2 separate regions of the Homo sapiens genome follow, and region 2 is linked to region 1. A link is a loop called in an ENCODE intact Hi-C map of the cell type or tissue named here. Cell type or tissue: Panc1. All regions are shown on one strand.

Region 1 (2,500 bases):
TCATGCACTTAATGTAAAGTGCATTTTTGCCAGCTTTAATCTGTAAGTAAACACTGCAGACAGCTGGTCTTATTGCATGAGGCTGTGTATAAACACAGTTTCAGGTCTCTAAATCTCATTAGTTACCATACTTCCCATTCCTATTCCCACACTAAGCTTTGTCATTGGAAAAATTGGTTCATCTCCTTCTCTGTTTCTTTGCCTATCTTGGATTTTTTAGAACACATATATGCATTTTATTTTATTTTGTTTTAAAATTATTTCCACTGAAGTACCTCTACTTTATACCTTCCAAAAATTCACCAATGCTTCTGTCTCATTAATAACATCCTTTTATGTTTTCCAACAATGCTATAGATTCTTCTCATGTTTGTTTCCTTTGTTGTTTCTATGAGATTTGGAGAATGTGAGCTTCATCCACAACAGGATCAAAAGTCTAAACCATTACATTTTGTTTCGATATATGTGTACGTTAAAAATTTATTTGAAACAAGCCTACTCACATTTTTGAAAGAGCAATATATTTTCATTAACATAACTTAATGATACTATTGAAAATATAATGTATATTAAACAATAATCTCAAATTTTTCTGATGTTGTGTATCATACTTAGTAATAATTATATAATGTTTTTGTATTTAATGAATAATAAAATCAATTGAGGTAATTATCAAGTTAAAATTAACTTCCAGGTTATTGTTTAATTTCAAGAAGAAAAATACCAAATCAAAGTAGAACACATCTCAGAAATACTTTAGACTTTAAGCATTAATTTTTCACCTTAGATTTCTTCTTTTGGTGAGATTAAGTGCAAGCTATTATCAAACATATAATTGTAAAATTATCTATGTGTATTTTATATCAGACTCCAAAGACTTATACTGCTATCTAGTGGCTATATTGAGTAATATAGAATTATTAACTAGGTAATCCTGCTCAAAATGCATAACACTACACCATTGCCAGTATATTTTTGAAAATAACTAAGATTGGCTTACTGTTCATCTTCTAAGAACATAAGCTCTAAAAATTGCACTTGACTTGCTTATGGAGGACAAGGTACAAATTCTTTCATTGTGAATGTAATATACTTTATGAATAAATGTATTGTTTTAATGATGAATAAAATAATGTTTAAGGATGGAAACACTGAACAAAAAAAAAATCAGATAAACACGAGAACAACCCTTAAATAATGAATCACTCTTTCTGATAATAAAAACATAGCTTCTTCTGAATATGTAATACCTTGTCCTTGACTTTTAAACATTGCTAGGATTTTTACATTTTTACCCAGGGATTTTCTAGTGATGGTACAAACTGGGTTACATTTTAAGCAAAGCTATTTACAGGGCACATGAAGTTCAAAGAAATTCTAAGGTAACCTTTTCAGTTTATTATTTGTATATTGAGAATTCACATTGTAAAGGATAATTGAGAGTTCTTAAAACCTAAATTATTCGCAGTGAAGAAAAAGAGGGAAAGTTGCCATGTGAAGATTTGATAACCAATGTGAGGATCAAACAGGCAAAATGTAGTGGTTAGTTGGCCTAGCTTTTTTAATGGCTGTATCACGTCTACATTATTGAAAAGATCACTTGAAAAGGATGACTACTAAGGAAAATAACGTATTCTCCAAATGTCGAGATTTTGAAGTGAGAGCATTACCTGATCCCCCTCACAGTACGTGCAGCAGGGGTGTGGCTGGTCTGTTTGGCCACCATGCACTCAAACACCTTACAGGAGGGGGAGCATGCAGACGGGCAGGTGCAGGAACCAGGGCAAGCACTTTTGGGCTCTGTCCACATTGTAGCACCTGGGGTGGGTGGTACCTGACACTCCTGAAGCCCCAGTGGGCATGTTACAATGCACTTTTAGTTCTGCCATCCGCAGATGGCTTAAGTGTTAACCAGCTTAGTGCCCTCTTGGTACCCAGGTTCTTGTTGGGCATCCAGGAAGAATCAGGGACACGTGGATGAATTAAATGATGGTAAATGTGGGGGATTTTTTTGTGAGATGGAGGTGGCTCTCAGCAGGATGGATGGGGAGCTGGAAAGGGGATACAGTGGAAAGATGATCTTCTCCTGGAGTTTGGCCATCCCTTGGATCTCCTCTCTGACCATCCCCAGCCAAACTCCTCTCAATGTTCAGATGCTCCTTCTCTTCTCTCCTTCTCTGCTGCACTGTTCTGCCACTCTTCTGCTTCTCTGCTCTGCTGCTTGTCTGCTCATCCGCTTGTGGAGCCTGGGGTTTGGGGTTTATATGGGTACAGGATGGGGGGTGTAGCAGGCCAAAAGGCAACATTTGGGCACAAAAACAGGAATGTTTGTTCCATTTAGGGCCACAGGTTTCCAGGCTTGAGGTTGGGGCCTTTACCTAGGGACCACCCTCTTCTACCCAGTATTTCCCTGCCTCCTGTCCATATCAATTTGACAGCACTGTCTCCACAAAGAGGGGCCAGGCAAATGTTTCAGTATTATTGTTCATAGGAGGAAGGC
Region 2 (2,500 bases), 230 kb before region 1:
TTCATGTCTTAGAATTCCCTTTTGTCTTTAATGAAGCCAGAATTTCCTTTACTACAAATTCTATTTTATGCATGCTCTTTGCTCTTCTTTCCAAAGCTATTTTAGGTTGGTTAAGTGCATGTCATATTAGTTTACCTGAAAATGTGACTTTCTGAAGATACCCAAAGGAATATGGACATAATTCTGGGTTGGAAAAATGGCTAGTTATGAGTCATCCAGTGAGGCACCACCTGGAAGCAGTTGAGAGTTGATCATGCAATCCAGTAAAAGATTGAGTTAAATCTATCATCCCATAACTAGTCCTGGAATTTACCTCATAAGTGTACATTAGGTAAAACTGTATTGAGCTTTCTCAACTTTCTTTATCTCCCTGAAGATCACTACCAGTCAAATTCTAGGAGAATGTCCTCTAGTTCCTAGGCATTAGGGGGTGAGAAGACTGACGTTAGGGGGGATATCACATGCCTAACACATGATATTGTTCTTAAGAGAATTTCCTTTTTCGTTGAGAGGGTAACATATAAATACTGCAGGACAACAAGATGAGTTACACTTTAAATGAAGATTGGTAGTAGTCACTCAGCACTGATTAAAGAAACACCATTTCTGCCTGAGTCTCCAGGGCAGGTTTCATGAAGCAGTTGACATTTGACCTAAACTTTAAAGAAAAGATGTTCAACATTCACGTGAGTATGGGATAAAAGTCATTCAAAAGAAGGAGAAAGAAAATAAGAAATTTGAAGAAAGAAACAGTGTAGGGTACCGCCACATCTGCAGAATGAAGAGCGACCATTCTCTAATATATAACCACCTGAGGCTTGGAGGAGGCAAAAATGAGTTGGAACTACAGCATGTGGGGACTTCAAGTGAGTTTAAAGTTTATGGTGCAGATCATGAAAAGCATAAAAATTAATTCTAAATATAATTGCACAATAATGTTGCAACTTGCTCTTTCCTTTTTGATTTTAATAATAAAATACATTTTGAATCAGAGTTTCAAAAAACCTAAAATATTGGAGCTTGAAAGGATTTTATAAATCATTTTGACAAAATAATCATTTTATACTTGGGGAAACTGGGTTCCAAAGACCTTGAGTGACATCTTCAAGGTCAAAGAATTCTACCTGATCATGTAACACAATCACACATAGCTCTTATAATTATTCTGGTTGTGTCAATAATCCCAAATCTAGAATGTAATCAATCTCTATTGAGAAGAGACTACAGTCTGATTTGGGTGATCAGTTTGTTTCAAAAGATCGATTTAAACCCTTATGACTGTTCCCTTACATGTAATTATATTTCACTTAAAGTTAGTTACAGACGGAATTGCTAGGAATTTTAAAAAGTGTAAACATCATCATCATCTCCTTGGTTTAGTCTTCCTTCCATGTACTACTATCATGCAGTATAACATTTAGCCTTTCTACTCTTTTTTTCAAACAAATTTCTGAAAACAAAACAAAATAAAACTATGAACTCTTTGTTCTTTCCTGGACATGACTAAACATAGCCCTGAAAGAAGGGAAGACCTTGACCTTGAACTTACCAGCTTTTCTGGTGAGATAGTTTCAGATATATATGACTTATTTCCTACAGATTTAGACTGTGTGTGTGTGTGTGTGTGTGTGTGTGTGTGTGTGTGTGTGTACAAGATTAGAAGGGGAAAAAACTTAAAGATAAGAGTAGCACATAACCTTGATTTCTGTCCGCCTCAGAGAACTACGGTCAAGCTCACATGACATAGACCTTTTGTGGATTTCTGGCATGCTGGTTGTGATGTTGCAGTACTTAAATTTCTTCTGCCAGACTATGTGATGTCTTTTTAAATATATAACCACATTTAACTGTTTTTTAATTCCATATATTTCCCAGCAAAATTAAATATAACTTTTTGACTGCCTGCCTCTAACAAAGAGACATTAGCTACTCCATCTGGCCTGCAGCGATCAGGGAAATGTATATTCAAGTTTCCCAGGGATGGCGAGTCCAGCATCCTAATTTAGTTACTGGAATCCCATGCCTACATTACTTGGGCAGTAACTTTAACACAGAAGGAGCCAGAATTGAGAAGTCACATTGACTGAAGTTCTTTGAATGGACCAAATTACATAGCTGGAGTGAAAGTTCATTGCATCATTGTTCTATGGTCATAATGTCTCAGAAACATATTTCTTTTCTCTTTTATTTTACTTCTTCTGCACTACTCAGTCCCAGGCAGACTTTCCTATGGTCTCCTAGGGTTTGGACAATAGGCATGTTTAGATCTGGTTTGATCTTTTACTAAGGCTATAACCCTTACTTCCCACTAATGTAGGGAGGTTCTGTCTAAGACTCTGCATATTGGGCAGAACCTGAGTTTTGATCCCCTCCAGTACAGCTGATGAACCAAAATGTGAGTGTAATATCTTGGCCAATATCTTCAAAATTTTTTGCTCTAAGAGTGTACTTTCCTCTGTTACAAACTTTTAAACAAAAATTGGCCTGAAATCTCAGCACT

Evidence for each region. Hi-C counts contacts between places; a loop is a spot of excess contacts. Peaks named below come from ENCODE experiments on the same cell type or tissue, not always from the same donor. Only the 100,000 strongest peaks of a DNase experiment are listed, where the experiment ranks them.
Region 2: it touches region 1 in a loop (2.5-fold over the local background); 10 of 110 quality-filtered maps call a loop at or near these places.

What each region holds. Positions count from the first base shown.
Region 1 is chr7:80,047,166-80,049,665 of GRCh38, forward strand. No RefSeq gene overlaps it. Among named protein-coding and RNA genes, the nearest start is that of GNAI1, 86 kb to the right of the region's middle. In Panc1, a CTCF peak has its summit at 956; no DNase peak of the experiment used is centred here; H3K27ac peaks cover 1,037 bases.
Region 2 is chr7:79,813,668-79,816,167 of GRCh38, forward strand. All of the region lies in intron 2 of LOC105375371 (a long non-coding RNA gene), which reads left to right. Among named protein-coding and RNA genes, the nearest start is that of GNAI1, 320 kb to the right of the region's middle. In Panc1, no CTCF peak of the experiment used is centred here; no DNase peak of the experiment used is centred here.